Linked DNA regions of Mus musculus: all the other regions are linked to region 3. The links are chromatin loops, found by intact Hi-C in ENCODE. Cell type or tissue: heart. All regions are shown on one strand.

Region 1 (5,000 bases), 540 kb before region 3:
CCCATAATTCTCTTCATAGCATCTGCATGCCAGACATTATCAAATATGGTAAAATACATAAAGCATTTAGTGTTTGGTTCTCAGCAAGTCTTTACTGCTAATTATTAAGTTGTCATTAGCTCCCCCACCCACATTTGTTTTGTTTTCTTTTGTTTTGAGATAAAGTCTTAATATGTTGCCCAGGTTAATCTCAAACTTTTGGGTGCAAGCCATCTCCCACCTCCCCCATCATGCACCACTAAAGATATTCTTTTCCTTGAATAACAAGAGTTATATCTAGACGCCTCTGCTCGTTTTAGTAATAAGGGGAGATGTTTTATTACCTGGCCCGTTAAGGAAGCTGCAAGCTGTTAAACTCCCATGGATCCCCAGCTGCTAGGCTTATTAAGAAAATGTTACAATGGGGGGAAATTGACAACACAGGCAATACAGATATTTTTAGTTTGTGCTGCAAGGGTGTACATCTTGGGTTCTGTTTAGGATTGAGCACAAGGGTATGAATCTGGATTATTTTATAAGATTGTCAATCAGAAATCCATGCTAAGTGCTTACTCTGTTGCCGTCTTATGTAAGGGATAGTATGAGAAAACCAAGGTAGGTGAAATACATTTCCAAACTTTCAAACTTTGTTAGGAGGGAAGTAGTTTGATAATTCTGTAAGAAGCTGTGTCCATTTCTTGCATCAGGAATTCTACAGAAATTATTTCCCATGTCTACATATTAAAATGTAAACCATGTAGCACCAGTGAGGCAAAGCCAAGAATGTGGAGATCTACTCACTAGTAAACATCCATTAAGCCACCATATAGAGAGAGCCTTCCATGCAGCTGTTACAGGGATCCCACTGCTGGGTGCATAAAAGCCTATCACTGAGACACACTCTGGAGAGAAAATTAAGGCCCGAAAAAGTTTTTGTAGCAAGATGCCATATGTGTGTGCTTAGAGCACACAGTCATGTTTACACCCCCACCCTACTTGGGAGGGCATGCTGGCAAACGACAGCGGGATTGTATGTGTTAAGAGATGAATGGAAAAATGGACCATTTACATTTTTATCATTTTATGTAGTTTTTGAATATGGATTGAATAATTTAGCAATATAAACAACTTTGGTATTATTTGTTTAAATATAGGATTCTTTCCAAAGGCCACCCAGCCAGGAAAGGGTGCAGCCAAGGCTGCAGAGCATCTGTCCTCTGGATCCTTGCACACTGCTTCCTGCTAGCACCCCCTTAAGTTCAGGAGGTGTTTCTGTCATTTGCTAGTAAGTTATAGAACTTATTCCATTAAATTATTTCTAGAAAACTAATCAGAAGGTCCAGGGCCCAGCTGCTTCAACAATGTGTTCATCCTCTAGAAGAGGGGTTTGCACCTTGTCTGTTACCATCTTGGCTCTTTTATGATGATAACATTGTAGCTTAGCCAGGAAAAAATCAGTGACCCTGAACTAGGAAACACAAACCGAGATTTCCAACAGCACAAATTACCTTAAGGAAAAGGCATTAGGATAGCTTGCGAGGTTGGGGTGGAGGAAAGGCATGAAAATAGTTCCATTAGCCAACTTGGTCAGTGGGCAGGTGCAGGAAGTGGCAGATAATCCCAGCCAAGATCTATAAATATACCCCAGTATCACTATTCAAAACCCACAAAATAAATGAGCAAGTTAGAAAACTTGGCAGCATGTAGAATCTAGATGCAAACCCTCAGTTCTCAGTTAACTCACGATGTTTTCTGTGAGTCGGCATGCTGTTGAACTGTTTGGGGTTTCTGTTTCCCCAGCAGTCCAGTGGTCAGGAAGCATTCTCTCTTAGCTCCTTCACAGAGTTGTGAGAAACTAGTATGTCAAAGAACAACCTTTGAAAGTGCTAACCTTCACAGGGAATGAAGGTCTCTGACACTAATCTTACAGAAAAGCTATTTGAGACTTGAAGGTAGGAGGAAGCATCAAGAGAGCATTTGTGATAGCAGTGCAGGCATACAACCAAAGAAAAGCCATCTTGTTGGTCATTTATTTTAGTTCGGCTTATGATTATAAGCAAAGACTGACTGAGCCCAGTATCTGCAGAGCAGTGACAGTGCCATGCATAGACAGAACTGTCAAGAGAGTGGCATGTGCTACAGGGGCATGCTGAGCTATGAATGTTGATCAGGGCCCTGGAAGCAAACTGATGTGAAACTTAGGAAGGAATTAGGGCAGAGGTGGGGGTTGGACTTAGTGATCCAACTCCAGGATGGCCCAGTGCCTCAGAGGAGCAATTTCAGGGTGGCCAGGGACTTGGATAGCACAAATGACAACTTCCTAGAACGGTCTGTTCCAGAATCCATAGAGCAAAGGAAATAGCCTGGCCTTATCCTGAGTAAGTTGACAGGAACCAGGAAAGGAAGTATTTGTGGTGGGACAAGTACTTATAGCATCATTAAGTCTCTTCTGAGTAGAAAAAAATGGGAAAAAAAACTTGGTGCAGCACATGTGGTAAGTCAGTTTCCATGGCGTGGGAGAGCGGGAGGAACACAGCAGCAGAGGAAGATGGTGCTGGGTGGCATGGGGCACTGCACTCAGGGTCCTGTGTGGCTGTGCCACTAACATGCTAATGACCTTGGAAATGTCATTTTCTTCCTGAGAATTTTGAATTTTTTTTTTTTTGTTTCAAAGAGTTTTCTTCCTATCTGGTCAGTTATTATGAGGATTAAGTATTCTTTTAAAACAAACAAACAAACAAACAGGCCGGGCAGTGGTGGCACACGCCTTTAATCCCAGCACTTGGGAGGCAGAGGCAAGCAGATTTCTGAGTTTGAGGCCAGCCTGGTCTGCAAAGTGAGTTCCAGGACAGCCAGGGCTATAAGAGAAACCCTGTCTCAAAACAAACAAACAAACAAACATTTTAAAAATTATATAATTTCTTTATTTACATTTCAAATGTTAACCCCTTTCCTGGCTTCCCCTCCAAAAACCCCTATCCCTTCTCCCTCCCCCTGCTCACCAACCCACCCACTCCTGCTTCCTGGCCCTGGCATTCTTCTACACAGGGGCATGGAACCCAAGGACCAAGGGCCTCTCCTCCCATTGATGTCTGACTAGGCCATCCTCTGCTACGTATGCAGCTGGAGCCATGGGTCCCTCCATGTATACTCTTTGGTTGGTGGTTTAGTCCCTGGGAGCTCTGGGGGTACTAGTTGGTTCATATTGTTGTTCCTCCTATGGGGCTGCAAACTCCTTCAGCTCCTTGAGTCCTTTCTCTGGCTCCTTCATTGGGGACCTTGTTTTCAGTCCAATGGATGGCTGTGAGCATCCACCTCTGTATTTGTCAGGCACTGGTAGAGCCTCTCAGGGGACAGCTATGGATTAAATATTCTTATAAGCAACTAGCATACAGCTCCTAGAACACAATGCAAAATAAAATATTGGTGTATTCCTTTATTTTGAGAAGAGGTTCAGAAAACCTCCAATGGAACAAGCCAGTTGGGAATGTAGAGCTCAGGGGAAAAGCAGGCATGATTTAGTCTACTAGGCGCAGGTACCCAGCCCATCTTTACAAACAGAGAACAAAGCCAAAATAGCAGAGAAGAAAAATCTTATAGAGGGAAGGAAGATTAGAGGCAGGAAAGAGAAAATATAACTGTGCAAGAATGTAGTCTCCTCATACAGGCCTGATGCCGTTAATGCATAGGATGAAGTTCCTCTCAACCTGACAGATTGGGAAGACACTGGACTGCATAACTCAGCATCACTTGTTTTCCCTGTGATACAGGCTGAGTTTTATGTTTGGTTGTAGCTGTTTTCCTTGGTTGTCAGCTCTCCTGATATGTATATGAAGAAATCAAGCATTAATAGCAATCTCTCTCTCCTCTCTCCTCTCTCTCTCTGTCTCTCTCTCTCTGTCTGTCTCTCTCTCTCTCTCTCGTTCATTCTGTTCTGATTCCATCTTTAAAAGAAAGAAAGATTCCTCTCTTTATCCCAACCACTGTGTCCCCTCCCCCCTCCACTCCTCCCAGCTCTCAGCTCTCTCACCTCACTTCTTCCCCATATCTGCTTCCCCTCCATCTCCCATCACAAAAGAGCAGGCCTCCAAGAGACAATAACCAAACAGAACAAAACAAAAAGGCAAGGCAAAAGTCCTTACACTGAAGCTGGAGAGGCAACTAAACAGAGGAAAAGACTCTAAAGAGCAGGCAAAAGAGTCAGAGACACACCCGCTCCCACAGTTAGGAGTTCCACACAAACACCAAGCTAATAGCAAAAACATATATACAGAGGACCTGGTACAGACCCATGCAGGCCTGTGCTTGCTACTTCAGTCCCTGTGAGCCCCCATGAACCCTGCTTAGTTGATTCCGTGGTTCCTGGTGTCCTCCATTCCTTCTGACTCCTATAATCTTCCCTCCCCTCTTCAGGGATTCCTCAAGCTCCAAGGGTAGGGACCCAATGGAGATATCTAATTTAGACTTTCTCCTCAAGTTTGGCTGTGGGTCTCTGCATCTACTCCTATCTACTGCTGGAGGAAGCATCTGTGAATATAACAGAATACCATTAGGAATCATTTCATTGATTTTTTTTTTTTAAAGATACATCTTGTTTGGCTCTACCCTAGGTCTCTGGGATATCCAGTCTCTGGTTTTTGGCCATCCAAGCAGTGTTGGACATGTGCTCCCTCTCATGGAGTGGGCCTTAAGTTAAATTAGACATTGGTTGGCCACTTCCACAAGTTCAGTGTCATGATTGCCCCAGAACATCTTGCATGCAGGACAGATTGTAGGTCAAAGGTTTTGTGGTCCAGTTGGCGTTCATGATTCTCTTTCTGTCACCCACAGAGTACCTTCCTGCACCAAAGACACTAAGAACACAGGGGCGAAGGCTCCACGATTAACCTTTCCATGTTCAATGAGCTGTGTGGATGTCCTCTGCAATGGGACCTCACTGTCTGTCTGCGAAGAGTAGCCATCTGTCCTAGCATCAGCCTAGTTGGCTGGGGATCTTCACAGGACCCTCTCAGCCAAAAACT
Region 2 (5,000 bases), 74 kb before region 3:
AAACTTCCCTGGCTGAACTGAAGGCAGATCCTCCAAGAGCACAGGTGTCACGTATCCCTTCTGGTAATCTCACCCACCAAAGAAGATGAACTCACCCTATGGATACAGACTTTAGCCCAGATTGTCAATAGCAGGTACAAAATCAGATCTCGTCTCAAAAACAAAAGCTGTTAAACAAACAAAAAAGTAATATTTGGGGGCTAGCATGATAGTTCAATGGTTAAGAGAGCCTACTGTTCTTCTAGAAGTTCTGAGTTCAGTTCCCAGTACCCATGTGAGGCAACTTACAATTCCCTGTAACTTTAGTTCCAGCGAATCCAACGCCCTCTTCAGGACTCCGAGGTTACTACACTCAGGTGTACATACTCATACATAGGTACATGTTACCTCTTTCCAGCCTAGCAAGGCTGGCTGTGACCATCCGGATGCTTGAGCAGAGCCACCTGCTGTGCTGCTCCTTTGATGTGCTACTACCTGCCTGAGGCTCAACCTGCCAGAGGCCAAACTGGTTCTCTTCCAAGAATCTTCCCGGAGTTAACACTGCGATCTTCCCACTAAAAGGCTGACCTATCTACTTCAAAGGAACTTTGCTTGGCCAGGGACAGGCCTCCCCTTTTCTTTTTCTTTTTCTTTTTCTTTTTCTTTTTTTTCCTTTTTTTTTTTGAGTACACTCTCGCTGTCTTCAGGCACACCAGAAGAGGGCATCAGATCTCATTACAGATGGTTGTGAGCCATCATATGGTTGCTGGGAATTGAACTCAGGACCTCTGGACGGTGCTCTTAACCACTGAGCCATCTCTCCAGCCCCTCCCCTTTTCTTTAAAGAGCGTGTTTGCTGACATTAAAATTGAACTTTGAGCAGAGAGCTTTGTCTTGGTTCCTTCCTTATCTCATGCAGCCTAGCCCTCCTTCTCTTCCAGGTTTCCAACATGCCTTTCCAGCCTAGGACCCAAAACATGTGGTCGGCTGGCCGGACACAACAGGTACACACATATAAGTAAAAACAAAATAAATATTTTAAAAGTAATACCGTGGTTTAAATTTTCCTTAGGTTCAGTAAATGAAACCATCATTTCCTGTCTTTTGGTTTTGTTTCTGGTTTTGGTTTTGTCCTGGGCCTGAGTTTGTCCTTCATCTCAAGCCTTATCTTTATGTCTCTTGTTCCAAGGCAAAAGAAAAATATTTCCCCGTGTGACTCTGTGCAAGTTCACTGATGCCCTTGTGACCTCCAGCATTGCAAAGCTTTGGGAAGATGGTTCTAAATAGAACATCTTGAGTTAATTGAAGTGTGTTGTGAAACGGTTGCCGTGGTTCCCGAAATAGCAAGTGTTGGCAAGGAACAATAAATTTGTGTGAACCACTACAAAAAAAAAGCCAGTACAGAGAGAAAATGAATGTTAAGTTCCCATTGGGGCTCGGCCCAGCACGTAGGTAAATGACTCTGAACAAGGAAGAAAAGGGGTTGGCACCTTCTCAAGTGAGAATTGAAGGATGGGCCACACCTAGGCCAGAGCATTTGCAAAACTTGACCTCAATCTTCCTACCTACTTCAAGAATCCGCCAGGAAAGAATGCATGGGAAAGCCAAAGGGAGAGGCCCCATGCCCCATTGTCTCAGCTGAGCTTGGGATTCCAGCTGTCTCCACCGAGGTCTCAGCTCTGAATATGAGCCGAGTCGGGCATTCCGGGCCAGCTAAGACACATGCATTTGTCCCCACCAGCACGGCCTGACTAAGCCCAGGCTATCCGTGGACACCTCATTGATCGTCATGACAACCACTGAGGCTCCTGCATGTCCCCTAAGTGCTCATTTCTGTACATCACTCGCCCGGAGCAGACAAGGACCCAGCAAGTGATGTCACGTGTGGTTTTTATTTTATTTTATTTTATTTTATTTTATTTTATTTTATTAATGAGATAAGGTTTGCTATGGAGATCTGGTTAGCCTGGAATTCATGGTAATTCTTCTGTCTTAGCATCTTAACTCCTGGGATGACAGAGGTGATCTGTAGCAACTCCAGTCTGAGTGTAGCTCTATTGGAGTAGATCTTAGTGCCACACATAAGAAACACACAGAGATGTTTTTCTAAATATAGAAATGAGTGGTTTAAAAAAAAAACCAAACTTTTTTATGTTTACATTTTTCTTTTATCTAATTTTAGTAAAGATTTTCTATTTTAAAACTCCTTTAAGATTTATCCTATTTTCTTTGTAAGAGCGTTTTGCTCGCATGTGTGTATATGCTAACTGTTTGTGTTGGGGTCTAGGAATCTCCTCACCAACCACATGAACACCCATCTCAGTCAGACAGGGGGAGCTATTGAGCACACACCCCAGGGCTGATCACCAGGGACATGGTCCACATTCAGGAACTGAACCATGACCCGGAGTTAAGAGCCTACAGTGGTTTTTGTCTTTTGTTTGTTTGTTTTGTTTCGGTTTTTTTAGTGGGTGGTTGTTTTTTGTTTTGGACTTTTAAAAAAGATTTATTTATTCTATTTTATGTATATGAATACACTGTAGCAGTCTTCAGACACACCAGAAGAGGGCATCCGATCCCATTACAGATGGTTGTGAGCCACCATGTGATTACTGGGAATTGAACTCAGGACCTCTGGAACAGCACTCAGCGCTCTTAATTACTGAGCCATCTCTCCAGCTGCCCTACAGTGTTTTTTTTTTTTTAAGATTTATTGATTTATTATATGTAAGTACACTGTAGCTGTCTTCAGACACCCCAGAAGAGGGTATTAGACCTCATTATGGATGGTTGCGAGCCATCATGTGGTTGCTGGGATTTGAACTCACAACCTTCAGACTCACAACCTTCAGAAGAGCAGTCGGTGCTCTTAACCGCTGAGCCATCTCTCCAGCCCCCCTACAGTGTTTTTTTTAGCCCCAAATCCATAAACATCTGTGTCAAGATACTTCACCCAGTCAGGATTTAAGGATAGGGGATTTCCTTAGGGTCATGTCTTTGTTGTGCATCTATCCTGTTCCCATTGGTAGGGTATTCAACTGTGCCAGAGGATGTGCCTTGTCTACCATTCATGTCTTAACTTGTCAGTCAGAATGGTACTTGTCTAACATTCATGTCTTAATTTGCCAACCAGGATGTCAGTTACCCACGTACATATCTCTTTCTGACAAGTAGGATGTCAGTTCCCAGGGAACTTAAACTTTACTCAACCACTACTCAAAATGGAAGTCGTATTCCAAATAGTTTCTTATTGTTAATTATCTCTTATGCTGGGGTCCATCCCAGGGGCAGCTTATACCATAAAAACTTATACACAAGTGCAGGAAGTGCTGTTGGGTGGTTGATTTGGGTCCAAGCTCATTGTGGGTAACTATACAAAACAGTTCTACTGGCTTCCATCATCAGTGGTTTCCAAGGACGCAGGACATAACAGAATATGCAATCAATCTCGGCATTAGAAAGTTTCCTAGTGATAGCAGAAACACGAGAAAGTTTCCTTATGATGGCAGGCTAACAAGGTAGCAGTTACCTAAGCCTTAACATTTTACCTAGGCCTTAACATTCCATCTAAGCCTTAATAGTTTTCCCAGGTCCTAACATTCTGTCTCGGCCTTAATACTTTACCTAGGTCCTAACAGTGTGTGTGCTCGAGGAGGTCAGAAGATCCTCTGCAAGGGTTACAAATGCTCTGGAGCCATCTATCCAGCCCCTACAATTTTAACTATCTATCTAGTTTTGGTTTTTCTGAGACAGGGTTTCTCTGCATAGCCCTAGATGTCCTAGAATAAGCTCTTTAGATCAGGCTGGCCTTGAACTCACTGAGATCCACCTGCCTATGACTCTTAAGCATTGAGATTAAAGGTGTGTGCCACCACTGTCCAGTCTCAATCTTGTTTATTTTAATTTACCTGTATGAGCATTTTGCCTGCCCTTGCATGGATGGTACTCACAGAGGCCAAAACGGGTGTCATATGTCCTGGAACTAGAGTTACAGTCAATTGTAAGCTGCCATGTGGGTGCTGGGTCCTCTGCCACGTGGGTGCAGTGGACCCTGGGTCTTTTGCAGGAAGAAAGATCCAAAGCCTAGAACCAAGAACCAGTGAGAGCCATCCAAGAAAGAGGGCCAGAGCTTAAATGCCATACCTTTAATGCCTAGAATTAAACTTACGGCATTCCAGAATCACTGTGGACATGTGAAGATTCCACCCCCAGACCTTTTTATTTGTTTATCTATTTTATTTTATTTGTTTGTGTATATGTGCAGGTGTGCACAGCCCACAGAGAGAAGAGGCAGGTGGATCAATGTGAGTTCCAGGCCAGTCAGGGCTACCTAGGGAGAGACCTTGCCCCAAACAAGCAAAACAAGGAAAGGTTAATAAGGTCCCCAGGTGGTTCCAGAGGGGAGAGTCCCAGATGATGAGGTAAAGTCCAGTTTCCAGGAACACAGGAATGTCAGACAGCTTTGCACTGCAAACATAGGTGTTGTTTGACATTCTTAGGCTTGAGGTGAAAGGAACGAAACTCCACCCAAGGTTATATATATTCAAGCATTAAGCCTGGATCATAAAATATGCCCAGAGAAGAAGATCTTCACCCTGTGGGTGAAGAGCTTTCACAGCAAACACTGATTGCGTTGGAATCCCTGCTTTCTGCAGGAAGTAGGCTCTCCTCAGACTCTGGAGTGAGGGGTTCTTTTCCCTTTCGGTGTCCCCACAATTTTCCTGATGTCTGTCTTGCCTCAGATATGTGGGTTTTGAGAACTCATCCCTTTGGCTCACAGGCCTTTCATCCCGGGACCTCGTCAACATTTAATAAGAAACTTATTTTTAACCCTAGAACTAAGGCTGGGCTCAGATGAGGTTTTTGAGGGCTGTGGAAGGAGGAGGAATCGTCGGTTCTGTACATGAGAGATGCAGGTACCTTGGACGGCCAGAAGAGGGCATCATTTCTCACCCGGAACTGGAGTTACAAGCGGTTTGTATGCTACCCGAAAGGGTGCTGGAAACTGAATTTGGGTCTTT
Region 3 (5,000 bases):
TAGAAGCACACCTAGTCACCATCAAATTCTACAGCACTCATCATGGTGTCGCCACATAGGCAACAAAGAATGGAAAATAGTTCCAGGAGGATGAGTTTCTGACTTTCCCACAGGTCAAAGTCAGTCACCTGCTATTGGATACAGTTTGATCCCCAGAGTCTCCAGCTGTAGGTTTAGCCCTGTGACCTCGATCTTAACTAGGCCTCTGTTGCTGTGTTAAAACACCATGACCTAGGCAACTAATAGAAGTGAGGGTTTGTTTGGCTTTACGGTCCCAGAGGGACAAGAGTCCATCCTGGCTGGAAAGTGACAGCAGGTCTGGCAAGAAGAGCAGGAAGTTCAGCTGTCACATCTTTCAGAGAAACTGTGCTCTGTCAAAGTCCACCCCTCCCGACATACTGTCTCCATCAAGACTGCACCTCCTAAGCTTCCCCAAGCGGGTTACTAACTGAGGACCAAGTGTGTTAATGCCTCAGGCCATGGGAGACATTTCTTATTCACAGCAGCACACTTAGTGGTGTTTTATTTAGAACCCTTTTTGAGGTGTCAAACTCTTCTCTTGTCTTGAGACCTAACAGACTTTGGAGGGCAGGGGCAGAATACTGGCTGTCCTTTTTGTCTCTTTATACTATTGATTTCAATCTTTAAGCATGGCTATTGAACACCCAGAAGTTCCATTAAAAACAGTCTCGAAGGAAGAATGATGATGGAAATTTAAATTTTGTAACACATAAAATGAATAGATTTTACTGTTGGGCGGTGGTGTTGCACACCTTTAAGCCCAGCACTCAAGAAGCAGAGGCAGGGCCAGGGGCAGGGGCAGGGGCAGGGGTAGAGGCAGGCAGATCTCTGAGTTTGACTCCAGCCTAGCCTACAGAGTGAGTACAGGACAGCCAAGGCTACACAGAGAAACTCTGTCTTTTGGTTTTTTTATAAGATTCATTTATTTATTATATGTAAGTACACAGTAGATGTCTTCAGACACCCCCATAAGAGGGCATCAGATCTCAGATCTCATTACAGATGGTTGTGAGCCACCATGTGGTTGCTGGGATTTGAACTCAGGACCTTCAGAAGGGCAGTCAGTGCTCTTAACCGCTGAGCCATCTCTCCAGCCCACCCTGTCTTGAGAAACCAAAATTAACTAGTTAATTAATTATGGGTAGAAGGATGGCTCAGTGGTTTAGAGCACTTGTTATTCTTCTTTTAAAAAAAGATTTATTTATTAATTTATTTTATGTATGAGAGTACACTGTAGCTGTACAGATGGTTGTGAGCCTTCTATGTGGTTGTTGGGAATTGAATTTTAGGACCTCTGCTCACACCGGTCAACCCTGCTTGCTCAGGCCCAGAGATTTATTTATTATTTTACATAAGTACACTGTAGCTGACTTCAAACACACCAGAAGAGGGCATCAAATCTCATTACGGGTGGTTGTGAGCCACCATGTGGTTACTGGAATTTGAACTCAGGACCTTCAGAAGAACAGTCAGTGCTCTTACCCACTGAGCCATCTCGCCAGCCCTGAGCACTTGTTACTCTTGCAGAGGACCTGGGTTCAATTCTCAGCACCCACATGGTGGTTCACAACCGTCTATAACTCTAGTTCCAGGGGATCTGACGCCCTCCTCTGGCCTCTTCGGGTACTGCATTCACATGGTACACAGACATACATGCAAGCTAAACATTCATATACATAAAATAAGACAAACCTTTAAATTACTTTAAAAAGTTTGATTGGAATACAAATCCAATGTAAGATGATGCACTCTACAGTTAGAAAACGCATGCTTTCATTCAACACATGCAGGCTTCCAGAGTCCCACTAAGTGCTCAAGGAGTAAGATCTGAAACTCTGAACTGTAAACAGGGTTTACCAGAGGAGTGAAATAGCAACCTTTACCCAAATCAGTCTATTGTTATAAAAAATGAAAAAGGGGGCTGGAGAGATGGCTCAGTAGTTAAAACCATTTATTGCTCTTGCACAGGTCCTGGGGTCCCAGTATGCATGTGACAGCTCACAACAGTGGGTAACTACAGTTTCTTGGAGTCTATTGCCCTCTTCTGTCCTTCATGGGTACTGCAATATATATATATATATATATATATATATATATACACACACATATATATATATACACACACATATATATATACACACACATATATATACATATACATATACACACATACATATATACACACATATATATACATATATACATACGCATACATACATACACACACACACACACATATATATATATATATATATATATATATATATATATATATATACACACACATATACATATGTGTATGTGAGCAAGAAACTCCTAGATACAAAATACAAATAAATAATAATGATAAAATGTAAAAAATTCCAATTTTGTCTCCACTGTCATTTACTAAATAACTGCCTAAGGTGCCAAGTGATTGCTATATTTCTCCCTGGGAGTATTCACAGTCCCCTGAAGGGCTGTCTCCCCTTCTCATTCATGAAACAATGACTTTCTTCTGGGATGGCCACATAGGTGTGAGCGAGACAGGAGCAAGAAGACTAGGAGAAATGTAGAGGTCCCTAGCCTCCAAGGCTTGGGACTTTGTAGCCACTGTTCAGTCATCTAGAGGAAGAGAAGTTGGATTAGGAGTCGGAAATCAAAGATGTAGCAGATGTCTCATTTAAATCCTTCCTTTCTTTATCTTTTTTTCTAAAGACAGGATCTATGTAGCCAAGGTTGAAATTTTGATCCTCCTGCCTTCCTGCCTTCACCTGCCAAGTTCTGGAATTGCAGGTATGAGACACCCCAGCCCCCTAGATTTCCTTTTACCAACCTGAGGGTGTGGCTCTGTGGTAGAGAAGAACCAAAACAGAAATTTTAATACATTTAAGATAAAACTTTCTTAACCAGGGTCTTGGTGCATGCCTTTAATCTCAATACCTGGGAGAAAGAGGCAGGCAGGTCTCTGAGTTTGAGGCTAGCCTGGTCTACAAAGTGAGTTTCAGGGCAGCAATTACTATACAGAGAAACCTTGTCTCAAAAAACAAAAACAAAAACAAAAAAGAAAAAACAAAACAAAGCAAGAAAGATAAAGGTTTCTTTTATTCCTTTGAGTAACTAAAAATAGCCAGCAGAGGTTGTGTGACTCCCCAAGCTAGGTAGCAGAGATTTGAAGCGACACTTCCTTTCCAGTTTAAAGAGTCCCCCTAAAGATCTACGCGCGCGCGCGCGCACACACACACACACACACACACACACACCTCCTAACTGGGGAAAACTGTGATCAACTTTAGGGAACAGCTATTGCTCTCGGCTTTGGGAACCTGAAGTCCGTCCTTAATTCATCTCAGGTTCTTTGGCTGTGTGGAACCTGGTAGAATCTGGAATTGCCATCCCATGTCCCTGTTTGCATGAGTGCCATTGAGAGAGCAAAGTCAAGGGGTCTTCAAGGCACAATCGGGAGAAGGCGTGGTCAGGGCCGGGTGGTGAGCTGCTGGTGCCCATGCTGAGCAGAGCTGTCCAGGAGAGGGGGCCAGGCCCGTTACTTCAGTCCTGCTCGGGACAGGAGGGGAGAGAGAGAGAGAGAGAGAGAGAGAGAGAGAGAGAGAGAGAGAGAGAGAGAGAGAGAGAGAGAGAGAGAGAGAGAGAGAGAGAGAGAGAGAGAGAGAGAGAGAGAGAGAGAGAGAGAGAGAGAGAGAGAGAGAGAGAGAGAGAGAGAGAGAGAGAGAGAGAGAGAGAGAAGGGGCGTGGCCGGTGGGGGAGGGGGCGTGGTGGAGGGGAGGGGAGGCCGCGCCGCCATATTCGATTCGACCCGCAACCCCGCGGCGCAGCCAGCATGAGTACCGGTGCCTTCTACATCTCCAGCCTGCTGGAGAAGATGACGTCCAGCGACAAAGACTTCAGGTGCGCCCTGTGGGGGCTCGGGACTCGTTTTCAGGGGTCTCAGCCTGTCCCGGCCGCCCCTCTGCTCCCCTGCCCCCCCCCTGCGGACCCCTGTGGGAGCCCCCGGCCTCTTCGCCTGGGCCTGGCTGGGCCTGCAGCCCCGCCCCCAGCCTCTTCCCGCCTTTGCTGTGCTGGCCTCTCAAGTCCCCAACACTGGGCGCCCCCCAGGCTCTCCAGTGAAGTCCCCGTCGGCCTCTCTTTGGAACCCAGTGCAGTCCTCTTCTGACCCTCATTGAAACAGGCCGCTTCCCTGCACAACCTCCATCCAAGGCTATCTTCCGAGACCCACACTTCTGCCCGGTCTCTAGGTTACCCCATCCCCCGCACCCTGTACCCCTACCGGGTCTCCTAACCCTAACAAACTTTACTTTTCTTTCATCTCTTTCTTTTCATCCCGTGCCTTTTCTCCCTGGCCCCTCATCACCACCCCATCTTCCTTATTCCCCTCCTCTCCCAAGATGGTTTAGAGCAGGAAGCAAAGGTTGGGGTGAGGGCTATCTCTCTCCCCCATTCTTTTTCTCCTATCCTCCTCTCCAAACACCACAGAAACACAGGAACAGAGTTGGCAAGAGGAATGGGAATATCTGATGCAGCCCCTCTTGCAGGGGAAACTGAGGTTCAGTGATAAAAAGGGGTTGTTGGTCAGTTGTGGACCCTCAAGTCAACAGGACAGTGCACCATTCTGAGTCTTCTGTCACAGTAGTTATCCCTCCGATTACAAACAGGGAAAATTAGGTTCAGGGACATGAAGGGCCTGGATACAATGCTAACGGTAGGGCCAAGCAGAGTTGGAGGTGTCAGTGGGATTCCCAATCTAGCCAGTCCGGAGGGGCCAGAAGCCTATTTGTGTGGTCTGACCTTTTCCGTGTCCTGTAAATACAGTCCTCAAAAATCTCTGTGCAGCCCTAAGCCCCACAGTGGTAGTAGGGCTTGGGATCCTTTGCCCTGGCTTCAGATCTCGGCAACCATCACTAACTAGATCTGTAAGTGATGGGCAAAGTACTCCATGCCCTCTGAGCCTTAGCTTAGCTGTTTGTGCTTTAGGTAGCAGGTAA

The links. A loop is a pair of places that touch in the nucleus more often than their neighbours do. Peaks named below come from ENCODE experiments on the same cell type or tissue, not always from the same donor. Only the 100,000 strongest peaks of a DNase experiment are listed, where the experiment ranks them.
Region 1: it touches region 3 in a loop (3-fold over the local background); 2 of 42 quality-filtered maps call a loop at or near these places.
Region 2: it touches region 3 in a loop (2.7-fold over the local background); 2 of 42 quality-filtered maps call a loop at or near these places.

The regions. Positions count from the first base shown.
Region 1 is chr6:115,230,479-115,235,478 of GRCm38, forward strand. The region is part of intron 1 of Syn2 (synapsin II); the gene reads left to right. Among named protein-coding and RNA genes, the nearest start is that of Timp4, 19 kb to the right of the region's middle. In heart, no CTCF peak of the experiment used is centred here; DNase peaks (open chromatin) are centred at 323, 1,583 and 2,283; H3K27me3 peaks cover 4,439 bases.
Region 2 is chr6:115,696,584-115,701,583 of GRCm38, forward strand. Gm38879 (a long non-coding RNA gene) reads left to right here and starts at 4,567. Exons shown (of 3, transcript XR_869384.1): 1 at 4,567-5,000. In heart, CTCF peaks have their summits at 350 (motif pointing left), 2,312 and 4,905 (motif pointing right); a DNase peak (open chromatin) is centred at 1,268; H3K27ac peaks cover 1,080 bases.
Region 3 is chr6:115,770,773-115,775,772 of GRCm38, forward strand. It overlaps Gm44180, which reads right to left and starts at 44. Exons shown (of 2, transcript XM_030255690.1): 1 at 20-44. The coding sequence starts at 44. Cand2 (cullin-associated and neddylation-dissociated 2 (putative)) reads left to right here and starts at 3,785. Exons shown (of 15, transcript NM_025958.2): 1 at 3,785-3,906. The coding sequence starts at 3,839. Mir7660 (microRNA 7660) reads left to right here and starts at 4,885; the gene lies at 4,885-4,947. In heart, a CTCF peak has its summit at 2,051 (motif pointing left); DNase peaks (open chromatin) are centred at 3,485 and 3,919; H3K4me3 peaks cover 2,171 bases; H3K27ac peaks cover 2,302 bases.